Regions from separate parts of the Homo sapiens genome. Here region 2 is linked to region 1. The links are chromatin loops, found by intact Hi-C in ENCODE. Cell type or tissue: PC-3. All regions are shown on one strand.

What was found. Hi-C counts contacts between places; a loop is a spot of excess contacts. Peaks named below come from ENCODE experiments on the same cell type or tissue, not always from the same donor. Only the 100,000 strongest peaks of a DNase experiment are listed, where the experiment ranks them.
Region 2: a loop joins it to region 1, with 3 times the contacts of the local background. A loop is called at or near these places in 1 of 110 quality-filtered maps.

What each region holds. Positions count from the first base shown.
Region 1 is chr3:70,131,302-70,139,301 of GRCh38, reverse strand. It overlaps a transcript of SAMMSON not described here. Among named protein-coding and RNA genes, the nearest start is that of SAMMSON, 140 kb to the right of the region's middle. In PC-3, no CTCF peak of the experiment used is centred here; no DNase peak of the experiment used is centred here; H3K27ac peaks cover 1,053 bases.
Region 2 is chr3:70,277,240-70,285,239 of GRCh38, reverse strand. All of the region lies in intron 2 of MDFIC2 (MyoD family inhibitor domain containing 2), which reads left to right. It also overlaps a transcript of SAMMSON not described here. Among named protein-coding and RNA genes, the nearest start is that of MDFIC2, 31 kb to the left of the region's middle. In PC-3, no CTCF peak of the experiment used is centred here; a DNase peak (open chromatin) is centred at 3,369; H3K4me3 peaks cover 353 bases; H3K27ac peaks cover 2,334 bases.

The sequences.
Region 1 (8,000 bases):
ACCTTAGGAGGCCAAGGTGGGAGGATAACTTGAGGCCAGGAGTTCAAGACCAGCCTGGACAATATAGCAAGACCCCATCTCTACAAAAAATTTAAAAGTTATCTGGGTGTGGTGTCATGTGTCTGTAGTCCTAGCTACTCAGATTTTATTTTTCATACTAAGTCTCTAATATCCAGTATAGATTTGATACTTATAGCACATCTGGAATAGCACATTTCAAGTGTGGTTAGTGATTACTGTATTGAAGAGTGTAGCTCTGTAATGAAGATATATCAAAATGTATTAATTTACACAATTTCAAATAAGGCAGGAGGGTCACTTGAGCCTAGGAATTTGAGGTTACAGTGAGCTATGATTGCACCACTTCACTCCTGCCTGGGTGACAGTGTGAGACTCTGTCTCTAAAAAGCTTTTTTACTTAAAAAGACTCAAGGTTTAATGTTGTTTGCTCTCCCACCATTATATTTTGGAAGCACATTATATGTTTGATTTCACGGATTCACAGCCAAAGAGCAACATGATTCAGAATGAATCATACCTTGAGTCTCACTCATACCTAATTTAGATGATATTTAGATAGGACTTTGGACTTTAAACATTTAAGTTGATGATAGAATGAGATAAGACTTTGGGGGCTATTGATATGAACTGAATGTATCTTGTGTGTGAGAAAGACATGATTTGGGGAGAACAAAAGCAGAATGCAATGGACTAAATGTTTATGTCCCCCCATGATTTCATATATTAAAATTCTAGCCACCTAGGTGATAGTATTAAAATGTAGGGCCTTTGCTAAGTGATTAGGACATAAGAGCAAAGCCCTCATGAATGGGATTACAAAAAAAGCCTCTAGAGACATCTCTCACCCCTTCTGCCACGTGAGGTTACAGGGAAAAAACAGCCACCTAGGAAGTGGGTCTCTGAATCTGCCAGTCCCTTGATCTTGGACTTCCCAGCCTCCAGAACTATGAGAAACCAATTTCTGTTGTTTATACATTATCCAGTTTTATGATATCTTTGTTATAGCAGCTGGCACAGACTAAGCCAGTTACCACACAAACAAACAAAAAATGGGGATTTTATTTAATACAGATTTTAAAGTGCCAATGAAAATGTTATTTCTTCTATAAAGAACACAAAAAACTTTTTGTGACAAACTACAATCAGCATGCTTTTACATTTGAATCTCATTCCCAAAACAAATTTCTTGTATCTATTAAAATTAATAGTGCACGTCTTTTATTCAGCAATTCCTCTTCTGGGACTCTATATTTCTTAGAAATAAATATTTATAAGGATACCAATGCTTATAATGACAATAGCAACTCAGAACAACATGAATGTATATTAGCAAGCTATATACTTAAAAACTGTGATATATCTGCAGTACAGAACTACACTGCCCAATACAGTAGTCACTAGTCACATGTGAAATGTGGCTATCCAAGATGTGCTAGAAGTGTAAAATCTATACTGGATATTAGAGACTTATGGTAAAAAATAAGTGTGTAAAAAATTTCAATAATGTTTTATATTAAGTACATGCTGAAATGATAATGTTCTAGTTAACTAAAACATAAAATGTTAAAATTAATTATTCTTATTTTAAAAACTGTGGCCATTAGAAAACTTACAATTACACTTCTGGTTTGCATTGTATTTCCATTGGACAGTGTAAGTGTAGACTGGGAACTGGCAAATGTTTTCTGTAAAGAGCCAGAAAGGAAATATTTTAGGTTTTGCAATATTCCTGTTGCAACTACTCGAGTGAGTTGAGACAATATGTAAAAAAAATGAGCATGATTGTGTCCCAATAAGACTTTTTGTATGGACACTGTGATTTCAATTTCATGTAATTTTCACATCAAGAAATACTATTCTTCTAATTTTCCCCCAATCATTCAAAAATGTAAACGCCATTCTTAGCTCATAAACCATATAAAAATAGGCAACAGGACAAATTTGGCCCATAAGTCATAGTTTGCTAACCTCTTCTATAAACTATCGAGGAGTTTTTTTAAAATAAATTAGACCTATCTGTACTATACATACTTTCTCTAAACAATATATTGCAAAGTAGTATGTAGAGCATGATTTTACATTTGTAAAAAAGGCAAAATTACTATATTTATATGTTTACCTAATTCTATATGACCAAAGGACTATAGAAGGATACACACCAAACTGTTTATCTAACTTGTTACCATTGGACGTAAGATGGGAGACAAAAAAGAAAAATGTGTAGCTTTTGGTTTTGTGTCTATGGGTTTCCTGGATCACAGCAATTATGTATGACTCATAATATTGTGATAAAATAAAAGGTACATAAATTTCAAAAAAAGTTTTATCATATACACATAAAGACTCTTATTGAAATGTTGATATTATTGTTTATTTCCTTTGAATATGTTTTCTGTTGATCATAACTATAAAAACTAAGGAGAAAAACTTAGATCAAAACTTCAATGACATAAAATGTCTTAAGTTAAAGATATTGTTGCCCTTCAAATTCTACACTTTGCATTAGTAAGTATAGTTAAACCTTATCTGAGCTCTTGATAAAATACAGTATTCTCCTAAGCTATTTTTATTTCAGAAAATACTTAATACATGTCTCTACTTTCAGTTTATACCAGCTATCTATTACTGCATGGCAAATTACTCCCCCAAAATTTAAAGGTCTGAAGCAAAAAGTAAACATTTACTATCTCACACAGTTTCTGTACGTCAAGCATTCAAGAACCGTTCAGCTGTTGGTTCTGGCTCACAGTCTCTCAAGAGGCACAGACAAGCTGTCAGCCAGGGCTGCAATCATTTGAAGGCTTGACTGGGGCCAGAGGATTCATTTCCAAGTAGTTCACTCAGATGGCTATTGGCAAAGGCCTCAGTTCCTTGACACATGAACCCCTCCATAGATCCACTCAATGTACTCATGTCATAGCAGCTGGCTTCCCCCAGGATGAGGGTACAAAAGAGAGGAAGGTAGAAGAAAGCTATAATGCCTTTCATAGTCTAGACTTGGGAGTCACACAACCACAATAACTTTTTGGTGAACAGCTCAGTTCTATTCAGCGTGGGAGGGGACTACACAACGGTGTGAATACCAGGAAGCAACAATCATTGGGCACCATCTTGGAAGCTGGCAACTACACACGTTCCCCAGACATATTCACCAAAATAGCTATGGGCATGGCCTTAAATCTAACAATTAACCATGTTTTACAAATAAAAATCTGATTAAAATATTCCAATTTTGTGTGGAGATGTATTGCAGGGAAAAACCTTTACATTATATTGAAAGTATATTTAAACTACAACTTAACTATAACAACCGACAAATCAGTGCAAAAAAAAAAACACTTAGAGAACACAGGGTATTTTATAAAAGCAAATTATCTAGCTGCATAAGCCACATGCTCAAGTGATTAAACACAAGAAGCAAGGAATTAGATGGAGAAAAATGGTATAGTAAAAATGAACTGCTTCAGCTTATTAGTTTCTTGACAAAGTATATACATAACATAGAAAGTACAGAATTTCATTTGGTAAAATATCAGGTTATTACATAACATATAGAATATATTTTTGGAAAAGGAATTTTATGTATGGAAAAAAGACTAGAAGGATATGCACTGATATTAACCGTGGGTGTCTCTGGATATTAGATTGAACAGGATTGCTTTCCTTTGGCTTATGTGTTTTTATCTTTTATGTCCACAGAAAATATGCATCAATCACTTTAATGAGAAAAAGACTTATGCAAAAATGCCCATTGTCTGTTTTTTTCCGGCTTGCATTAAGGTATTTCTGCTCTCTAAGTTGCCTTTTGAAGAATTTTGAGATTCATAAGTCATTCTTACAAACCCAAAAAGGGTAAATTACCCATTCTAATGTTTATTCCTGAGGCTATAAGAAGCTAATTGTGAATAGGTGAAATAATAGATAAATTTCATTTACATTAACTTACTTTTATGCTCAATAAGGTCAAAGGTACATATTTTGTTTCTTTCTGGTCCATAAAATATAGATTGCTATTTTCAAAGTACATCAACAGTGGTAATAGCTATTCCCATTAGTCAGTCATATAATCTTATGAAATATTGACATGATAAAACAATGCAACTGAGAAAAAACCAATAAGACCATAGGTTTTATTGACAAATAAATGCACAGGTTTAAATTGTCTCTCACCACCTTTATACCTGATTGACATGTTATCAGAAAAATAAAGATTTAAGCTGGCCAAGATCAATGATTTCAAAATGATTCTTTAGTGCAGATAAAAATACAAATTCAATTCAATTCTAATTCATATTTGGGTTCATGCCACTTTGACAGTTACATTTTATGGCAAAATGTACTTTAATTTTATTCAAACCTTTTTCCAGCTTTTCTTAGAGATTCACTTTTTAATTTATGATACTTCCTTGCCCAATTCAAGCTTCATTCACTTTTAGATACTTTGGAAAGATAAATAACTGACACACACTGCCATTCATGAGTAATGTACCGCCTGTATCCCAAGAAAATAAAATAGGTGGCCAAAGACATATATTTGTTTTAGAAATAAATATGTATCATATGTATAAGTAATAAAATAACAATGAATTAGAAATATGTCATAAAAATGTTTTTCTATTTTACTGAGATTAAATTATATACTGTAATATATACATTTAAAGAATGAAATACCTTAGTTGTGTCTTAAGCTAAATATAACTATGCTTCTATGTAAAGCATGCAAGTTAAGTCATATGTTTACACTTTATTTGTTTGCTACTTTCAGTATATATCCATTGGGAAATATTTTATTTGGCTGGCAAATATTGTATCATTGCAACTGTAGTCAACAAAAACACTTGAAATGCAGGGATACCTCCAAGTAGTACTTAACACTTTTTCATAGGTCAGACTGAGTACTTTTTATTAAAAAAAAAAAAAAGTTAAAAAAATCATTTATTGAATACTTTCTATGTATCAGGAACACTACTGGGCACAAACTTCTTCACATACATCATTTCATTTAATATTTTTTTTTTTTTGAGATGGAATCTCGTCCTGTCACCTAGACTGGAGTGCAGTGGCACAATCTCGGCTCACTGCAACCTCCGTCTCCCGGATTCAAACAATTCTCTTGCCTCAGCCTCCCAAGTAGCTGGGATTACAGGCACCTGCCACCATGCCCAGCTAATTTTTTTTTTTTTTTTTTTTTTTGTATTTTCAGTAGAGACGGGGTTTCACCATGTTGGCCAGACAGGTCTCGAACTCCTGGCCTCGTGATCTGCCTGCCTTGGCCTCCCAAAGTGCTGGGATTACAGGCGTAAGCCACCGCACCTGGCCCATTTTGTTTAATTTTACAACCACCTAGCAAGGTAGAAAATATTATCTTCACTTTACAGATGAGGAAACTCACATCAGTCTGAACCCAAAGCCTGGATTCTTACCTGCTATACCTCAGAAAATTAATTAACATGTGGATCATATATTTATGACTGAGTAAGGAAAAAACAACTGTTTTACCTCTCTTTACTCACACTCCCTCAGTACACATCAATTCTTTGACAGACACCAACTGCCTAAAATTTAACTCAACTGTGCCCTACAACTTAGGTTAATTTTGAGACTATCTATGTGGAGACAGTGTCAGACCCCACAGGTTAAGAGCTCATTCCCACAAGACTACCCACACTTCAGATACCAGTCACAAGCCCCAGACTGTGACCTGTGCTTCTAACTCACCAGCTATAAATTGAAGGACTCCCATAACCTCCCTTTGGGCTCAATCATTTGTCAGAATAGCTCATTGAATTCCAGAAAACATGTTACTTACATTTATGATCTATTATAAAAGGATGCAACTCAGAAACAGCCAAACAGAAGAGATGCTTAGGGCAAGACATGGGGGACAGGGGCAGAGTGTCCATGCCTTCTCCAGCAGGTCATCCTGCATGTGTTCAGCAGCTCGGAAGCTCTCTGAACCCTGTCCTTTTGCGTTTTTATGAAGGCTTCCTTATGCGGGCCTGATTGATTAAATCATCAGCCATTGGTAATCAACTCAACCTTCAGTCACGAAGTGGGGCTGAAAGTTACAACTCTCTAATCACATGACTGGTTCCCCTAGAAACCAGCCCCCACCCTGCAGCTATCTAGGGGCCACCAGCCATTAGTCATCTCATCAGCATGTAAAAAGATATATCACTTCAGAGATTCCAGAGGTTGTAGAAGCTGCGTGCTAGAAAATGGGGGTTGGAAGGATATATTTCTTATAATATAGTATTATAATCACAATATCACAGTGCCCTATATACTTGTTTCTCTCATTTATTCACAGGTGAGACCATTAACAGACACCATTCACCTGGTAGCAAACACTCATGTCTAAGTCAGCGATGGGAATGTACATTTGCCTTTATAAGATCTGCCTTACAAAGCTCATCTTTAAAGAAACTTCAAACATTGCACATTGATTGTCAACTGAAGAATGACAAGGTTCATAAATTGTTTTTTTTTTCTTTTCTTTTTTTTTTTTTTAGGGTCTCATCGTGTTGCCCAGGCTGATCTCGAACTCCTGAGCTCAAGGGATCCACCTGCCTTGGCCTCCGAAAGTGCTGGGATTATAGGCATGAGCCACCACACCCAACCCAAGGTTCCGAAATTTGGAAAGGAGAGTTTTATTTCTCATAAAGGTTGCAGCCTGCAAGATGGCCATTCTGACAGGCTGGAAAATGTAGCTTCCTGCCAGAAGCCAAAAACAGGCACCTTGAGGCTGGGAAGAATAAGACAAGGATATATGTTGATAGGGGTTGCCAACTACACATATCCCACAGATTATAGGAGGAGCTGTGAACATTTGTGAAGGGGAGGCATGGGCATGTGTAGTAGGCTAACATGTACACAGCATGTACCTCATGTTCACTTTGGGGTGGAGACTTAACATTTAAATGTATTACAATTAGGGCCTATACAGCCAAATGTGAAGCAGAGGACAAAAAGGCCCTCTGTGCATAGCCTTCAAAGACTGTCCAGAACCATCCCATGGTCAACGGTCTTTTATCAGGAAGAAATGCTGGTTGGCTGCTGTATTGAAGTCACAAAAAGGAGGGGCAGCATCAGGCAGTTGGTTGATATCAGTGGAGGACCCAGTCTTTCAAAAGGACTGGTTTTGTTTAACCCTTAGGGAAGAAAGCCTAACGGTGTTTAGTGAGGGAGGGGATATAATGAGGTGTGTCTGACTTCCTACCCTGCCATGGCTAAGAACTCAGTTTTTAAGGTTTCTCTAGGGTCCCCTTGGCCAAGAGGGGGTCCTTTCAGTCATTTGGGAAGCTTGGAATTTTATTTTTATTTCTCAATATCATCTCCTATTTATTCTCTAGATCTGACTATAGGTAGGCTACTTGTAAGCATGATCGAGAATTGCAAATCCTGACCACGCATAGTGTCTCACGCCTGTAATCCCAACACTTTGGGAGGCTGAGGTGGGTGGATCAATTGGGATCAGGAGTTCTAGACGAGCAATTTAGTGAGACCCTACCTCTACTTAAAAAATCAAAAAAACTAGCTGGGTGTGGTGGGGTATGCTTATAGTCCCAGTTCCTCAGGAGGCCGAGGTGAGAGAATCGTTTGAGTTTAGGAGGTTGAGGCTGCAATGAGCCATGATCATGCCACTGGGCTCCAGCAGCAAAGCGAAACCCTCTATTTTTTTTTAATTGCAAATTATATTGCCTTGCATTAACTAAACCCTGTTCTTCCTGTTCATGATTGGAGTAAGATAAATAAGAGAAGAAAATAATGGACATGAAGGCAACTTCCCAGTATTCACCCTGCCCCAGACAACTGGCTGAGCCAATCATGTTCATTTCATAGTCTAGTAAATAAGAATTTTCAGCTTACAATGAGATAGCAGGGAAAACCTCATGGGGTTGGGGATTGCTTCTAAGCAAATTTCCTACTCCTAAGAGAGAACCACAGAAGTCTCTTTCTTCTGGACATAATTTTGACTG
Region 2 (8,000 bases), 150 kb before region 1:
CACACTCTGGGGACTGTTGTGGGGTGGGGGGAGGGGGGAGGGATAGCATTGGGAGGTATACCTAATGCTAGATGACAAGTTAGTGGGTGCAGTGCACCAGCATGGCACATGTATACATATGTAACTAACCTGCACAATGTGCACATGTACCCTAAAACTTAAAGTATAATAATAAAAGAAAAAAAAAGTTAAAAAAAAATAAGTAAAAAATAAAAAATAAAAAAATAGGTAATTTGGAACTGCAGTGATTTAAGTTTAACCCATGTAACATTGTTAATGAAACTTCAAAAGCACATGAATCAGTTACACCAATGCCATTTACTCTTTTTTGTTTAACTTTTATTTTCAGTTCAGGGGTACATGTGCAGGTTTGTTACATAGGTAAACTTGTGTCATGGGGGTTTGTTATACAGACTATTTCATGACCCAGGTTTTAAGACTAGTACCCATTAGTTATTTTCCCTGATCCTCTGTCTCCTCCTACCCTTCACCCTCCAATAGGCCCCAGTGTGTGTTGTTTCCCTCCCTGTGGCCATGTGTTCTCATTGTTTAGCTCCCACTTATAAGTGAGAACATGCAGTGTTTAGTTTTCTGTTCCTGTGTTAATTTCTAAGGAAGATGTCCTCTGGCTCCATTCAGTCCTTGCAAAGGACATGATCTTATTCTTTTTTATGGCTGCATAGTATTCCGTGGTGTATATGTACCACATTTTCTTGATCCAGTCTATCATTGATGGGCATTTAGGTTGATGCCATGTCTTTGCTGTGTGAGTAAATGGGTTCCAATCTCTTGTCATTCTTCAAAGTGAGAGGTTCTCTTTTTGTTTTTGCTTTTGTTTTTAGAAAGTTTAATAGAGTCTTGCTGGAAACATATGAAAACTCAAATGCAAACTTTATTAGTTTACAACTTGGAACAAGGCTAACTTCACTCTATAAAATTGTAGAGCAGTTTACAGAAATAAATCGTAGGGATTAGCAAGTACACTTATCTTGGCCTTGTCCTAATTACTATTAACACATTTCTTGGTAGTTAATATTCATTAAGTCTCTCTAATTAGATAAAACCTATAAATGAAATACACTGTGACTCTTGCTTTCATGAAATTTTAACTAGAACGTTGTAACAGTTTTAAGAGTTGCACTCATGAAAACCAGTCCAACTGAGGTTTAAAACCAAGTTCATTCCAGGATTTTAAAAAACCAATAGCCAATACCTCTGCCACCCAAAGGCATGGAAACCCCTTCTGTATGACAGTAGGGTGGTGGGAAAACTAGAGATCAGGGATCAGAAGTAAAGCAGAGTTAATAATCTTAAGATTATTAATAGCACATGTATTAAATACTTGATTATTGACATTTTACACATTCTCTTAAAAATACATTATGTACTCACCATCCAGATTTAACAGATGTTAACATTTGGCCATATTTGCCTTTTTCTTTTTCTTCTCTCTCTTTTTTTTTTTACAAAAAATAAGCATTACATACTCTTTATTCTCTGTTACTCTGTATGAAATCAAGATTCTAACTTGAAACCCTTTGAAATGCAGTCATCCAAACCCAAATGTTATTGTGAAAATAGCTCCAAAAGCCTGACCCCAGCATGAATCCCTTTAATCTGCCCAAGAACCAGGTAGGTGGTGGACACAACCAAGCTCATTGTATAGATGAGGTAACAGAGGCTAGGGGAGGCTGACATTTGTGATTTCAACCCAGTTCTGTCTAGTTCTGAGACTGACCTCAAAGTAATTTGATGCTGTATGTGGGATTCAAATCCTCTCTTCAAGGCCCTTGCTCTTTGAACAATTCTACAGTATCCAGGGAGAATTTCAGTATTCGTCAGCCTGAACAATAACCATCCAGTTTCAGGTTCTCCAAAGTCCAGGCCCTATTCATTCAGCCACTATTGAGCATTTACTATCTGCCAGGCACAGTGCATTGAAAACACAGACCAACCAAAAAGCAATCAATCAGAGGACTGCATGAGTTTACAAGGTTCCCGCAAATCTATTTCAGTGTCTTCATTCCTGATGAAGCTGGGATTCACTGGCATCTCCTGCCACAGGACTGCTTATGCTCACAACCACCTAGTGCTACTGTTGATGTCAAGATAAATGCATTTTCTTGACTTTATTATTAATATACCCAAGACCTATTGGTGGAGAGAATCATACTGAGGTTCCTGAGTCACTAGCCTCAACGTCTTGTGATTGAGATGTAATCAACTGTTTTTTCAGTCTCCTGCTCCATTTTTTTCTTATTCTGAGTGACAGGCCTGCCTGGACACTCAATGGTTATAAGAGTCATCTTTTATTACCCCTTTTACTATTTCATCCTGGGGAGAGAATGTTGGCAGATTCATGAATTCTACAAATATTTACACCTCTCTTTTCCAGGCACTGCTATGGTCATCCTTCATAAGGAATAAACCAAACAGTCATAGATATTTGTATTTTAGTCAGGAATAGGAGGCAATAAGTAAAGTAACAAGTCTGTGGTAAGTCTGGTGACAAATAAGCAAGAAGGGCATAGACAAGGTAGTCGAGGAAGGCCTCTCTTATTTGGCAGCATCCTGGCAGAAGCAGAATGAAATGAGGGCAAGAACCATGTTTAGATCTAGAAAGAAAGGATTTCCAGCATAGAAAATAGCAAGTGCAAAGTTCCTGATTCAGGAGACTGCTTGGAATGTTCAAAGCCAACAAAATAGAATGAACCAGGCTGAGTGATAAGAGCTAAAACCAGAGGCTCAGGGCCCAATCATAGCAGGCCTTGCAGGCCATGATATGACTTTAAATTTCCATTTGAGAGATAGGGAAAATCATTAGCTTCTGTAACTAACATGATCGGATTTACAAAGTTTAAGTGGTAGGTTTAAGACACATTAGCATTTGGGAATTTGATAGGGGAGCACATCAGATTCCATGTGGTGGATACATCTTCTTAAGTGGTGTGTCTGTTACTGAAACACCAGGTGTTCCTTCTAGGTCCCATTGCTCACTGCACAGAAAGCCAATCCCTGAGACAGCAAATACTGCCAGGAAAGAAGGGTTTTTTGATTACTGCATCCCAGGAGATGGGAGCAATCTGTTGAGTAACAGATTTTGGTTCCCTGACCCATTTCCCCAGCTGAAACACCTGAATAAAAAAGCCTTCTTCCCTGGCTGTACTTGTCTCAGTGATTGGCTTTATATGCAACAAGCAAAGGGACCTAGACTGCACCCCTGGTGTTCTGGTAATGTGTCTGTCCAGGTGGACTTCCATCCTAAGCCAGGACTGGCCTTGTGCAGTACACAGGGTGTTACTGTACAATCAAAAATTACCCAAGATGCTTTTTAAAACTGAAGATTTCATGGGCCTCACCCAAGGTATGATGAACTAGAATTTCTGTGGCTGAAGCTAAAGAATTTGCATTGTAAACAAGGTGCACTTATGATTCATATGTGCAAGAATTTTGAACTGCTGGAATCAGAGAAAGCTTTGCAGAGGATGGGATTCTCTATCGGAATTCCAAAGACGAGAAGGAGTTCACTTGAGGTGGGGCAAAAAGCAATGATGGTGAGGATTCCTCAGGGAGAAGAACCATCGTGCATAAATACCGAGAGACATAAAATATCAGACGTTTAGATTCCTGTGTATGATTTGACATAACTAGAGCAATTTGTTTGTTTGTTTTGAGCTTTTACCCTGTGCTAGACACTTATATGATCTCATTTTATCACCTCCACTACTATTAAAGAGACTTTAAGGAAAATGCATGTCAGAGAACCCAAGAAACTAAGTGGCCTGTTCACGATTACTTGCCTAGAAAATGGTAAAGACAGAATTCTAGAAAACGGGGTTTAATTCTGAAGCTTATGATCGTACCCATTAGACAGAGGAGAGTCAAATAATGAAGTTGAGAGAGAATGGATAAGATCAGGAGGTTCCTGAATGCCTTCCTGTAACCAAGAATTTAGGGCATTGACACGAATCTGGGGAGGTTACCTTGAAGAAATTTATGCAGAAGAGGAACATGATCAGATGTGAACTTTAATATGATCCTTCTGGCATCCTGACAACTACACTAAAATTGTAGGGGCCAAGAGAAAATTTCCTCTTTACCCTCTGAAACATCCTTGAAAAATCAGTTCACAAAAGGCTGATTAACAGGAGAAAAGGCATACAAAATTTATTAACATGTACATGAGATCCTTCAGCATGAAGACCCAAAGATACAAAGGAAATTGTCATTTTTTTATACGTAAGTTTAACAAACTATGTACAGCTGTGTAGAAATACGATCACACAAAAAGGGTATGATATGATCTAATGCTAGTAGACTGAGTAGGGAAACCCAGCAAGTCCTATCTGTTTAGATTCTTCTTGGACTTTCTGTGCAGCGTCCCTTCCTTCTGGGTGTGGGGCAGTACCGTCTCTGGGATGGGTGTTTCATGACCTACAGTCAAACAAGTTAGGTCAGATCATGTCTCTATGGCCGGGTTTTACACAGAAAGGCGGGGGAAACTAAGAGTAATGTTTTTAGGTTTTATGGCTGGCTTTGGAGACCTGCCTTGGGGAAGAGGTATTCTAGTTTCTATGGCCAGCCTCAGAGGAGAATGAGACTGAGAGAAAGGAGGACAGAGAAGAACCTTTGCTTCTGAGGCTGCTTCTGAGACCTTCATTTTAGGATATCGTTTTCTGAGTCCCAACATTCAATACAGGCAAAAGTAGAGATAATGCTTCAGCTCAGCTCCCCTAGAAAGCAGGGCTTGAGGCAAGGGTGAAAGTATTGATGCCTTATTTGAGAGTTACATGCCTAGGGTGGTAAGGGTAAGAAACAAGGTAAATGTAGTAGGTTGAATAATGGCCACCCAGAATGTCAGGTCCTGATTCCTGGAACCTGTACATATTACCTCTTAAGGAAAAAGGGTCTTCGTAGATGTGACTGAGTTAAGGATCCTGACGTGGAGAGATTACATGGATCACATGAGTGGCACCTAAATTTAATCACAAACATCTTTTTAAGGGAGAGGAGGAGGGAGATTTGACACACACAGAAGAGGAGATGATGATACAACCATGGGGACAGAGATTGGAGTGCAGCAGTCACAGGTCAGGAAATGCAGGCAGCCCCCAGAAGCTGGAAGAGGCAAAAAATAGATTATCTGCCAGAGGCTCCAGAGGGAGTGCAGCCTTGCTGACACCTTGATTTTGCTCCAGTGAAACTGACTTCACACTTCTGGCCTCAAGAACTGGGAGAGTTTTAAACCACCAAGGTTGTACTTTGTTACAGCAACCCTAAAAAACAACTACAGTAATGGAGCAAAGACAGGATCTCAAGCAATATGATGTCTTTCTCTTCTGGCCACCATTTGACAAAGAACCAGGATATGACACAGCAGGTGGTTTGGCAGGTGTAGTTGTGCAGCCCAGGAGACTTCTCCAAAAGATATGCAAGGAGAAGCCATGCCCCAGAACAGCCCATGGAAGGAAAAGAGGGATGGCATTTATGCCATCCAGCTCCTTGGCAACTACTCAGGAAGCCTGATTCCACACCCCAGGGTGTGTGTTTGCATCTGTAAATGCAGAAATGGAGGAGCTGCTTAATGCAAATAGGACTCAGCATGTAGCGCAAGAGAGCAACGCAAATCTGAGCCTTCAACCCAGATTCCGTCTGGACTGGGAGCTCATCAAGAGTGCCAGGAAAGGTGATGATGGGGTGACACATTTGGCAAGAAGAAAGTAGTGGAGGAGAACTGAGAAAGTGCACAAGATTTGTGTGTGGTACAGGGGATGAAGAGAAAATGACAATGTACTCAGAGATGTGAAGGAGATAAAGTCCAGAGGTCTTTCTGACGAGTGTGATATACAGAATTGTAGTTAATCAAATGACCATTGGAATCGAATGGATTTGGTTTCAAATCTTAGCTGTATCACCCACTCCATATGTGTTCAAGGATGATTTGTTTGATCTCTCAGAGTCTTGGTTTCTTCCCATCTGTAAAATGAAAATAATAATATGTACTTTGCAGGGTTCTTGTGAAACACTACATGCAAAGCATTTATCACAGTGCACTTGCTAAATAAAAATATGGAATGGCACTTATTGTTGTCATGATTGCATGTAGTGAGTGAAACAGAGGAAATAATCTATCTAGTATGTCATTTGGAAGTCAGGCTTGGGCAAATGAGAAGATGTTAGGAAAGGGAGAAAGCTTGACAAGGGAGAAAATTAGATACTGATAGGCATCTACATATAGACGGATTTTCTCAGAGCCACTTCACTGTTTTCCTTGACCACCCAGACCACTATGAAGAGGAGAAAGAAACTATTCATTGAGCTCCAGATACATGTCAAACACTAGCTCTCTACGTTACAATTGTTATTTCATTTGTTTTTACAACAACCCTTTGATTTGAGGTGGCTTGCTATCCTTTATAGAAGAAGAATCTGAGGCATAGGAAACATAAGTGACTTTGTTAAGGCCTCCTAGTTATTACTTGGTAGAAATAGAGCACCAACTTAGATGTCTCTGATTTCAAAACCTGGGTTCCAACCAGGTTGGATATGCCCTAGCATATCCATCATACAGGCTCAGTTGTACATAAAAGACATATTCTAGAGCCAAGTATATTTTCTGTGCAAGTAGTCAATAAAGGCATTCAAATCTATTAAAACAATATTGCACCTGAAAACACTAAATGCTGACAACAGCACAGAGTGACTGAACTCTCATACAGTCTTGACGGATGTATAAATTGGGACCATTCTGGAAAACTGCTAGGCAGTATCCACCTAAAGCTAAAAGTCTTCCCATTCTACAATTATTTCTACTTCTGGGCTTCCTCCCCAGTGTTTATGTCAACCAAAAAATGTTCATATCAGCTTCAGTCATAATATCCAACTACTGGGAACAGCCTAAATGTTCCTCAAGAATAGGTTGGGTACATACACATATGTAGTCCTGTCATGGAGTACTACAAAGCAATTTTTGAACTACCGGTACACACAAGAATGTAAATGAATCTTTCAGACAAAACGTTGGACAAATAAAGTTAGATATAAATAAAAGAATATACACTATGAGCCCATTTATATAAGAACAGGCAAAATAATTGTAATAGAAGAAGTTGGGGGCAAAGGTGCTGCTGACTGGGAGGCGGGGGAAATGATGAGAGCTGTCTATGTTGCTGAAGTGTTTTTTATCTTGATGGGGTGGTGGTTAGATAGGTGTACACGTTTGTAAAAACGGATCAATGTATATACTTAAGATTTGCGCGCTTTATTTTATGTAAGTTGTAGCTCAACAAAAATTTAAAACATTGAGAGGGCTAATGAAATCTGGCCAGTAGGGTCTCAATCATCTTCCTCTGATTAAGACTGAGTTCCACCTTAATCAGATCTGTCTTGCCCTTTCGTCTCCTGTACCTGGCACATAGATCTCAACAACCATTTGTATAAAAAATGGGCACACACCTGTGACATTAAGCAAGTTCCCACCCATCCTCAAGCACACCCCTCCCTGTTTCTTAAGTGAATCTTAGACTGAGGTGGCATCATGCCCTGAAGCTCGGGAGGTGGTGAGATCCTCCCCATACTCGACCATACTTTCATTAGAAGAAATAAACCATAAAACCAAGTAGCAGTTTTGAAGTATGACACAGCATTATTGCTTGCATTAGGCCAATTTTCCACTTATGACAGCAGTAATAGCACTAAAAGCCAATAAAAGCGGTCTGTTCGTTCAGAGATCAGCTTTTATGGCTTATTCTAAATATTATCAAGTGAATCAAGAGCCGTCATTATAGTGTCTAAAAAGCCTTCATACCTTGTAAGCAAACAGTGTGACTTTGACAAATAATCATTAGAGTGCCTGTGTGAGGCCAGTGCTGGGGGAAAAAAGTCAAATAACAGATATTTCCGTTTACATAAGTTTTTAAGGTATTGTTGGTTAGTTTCAGAATAAACAAAATGAATTTCATATGTAAAATGATATACTAACACTTTCAACAATTCCAGCC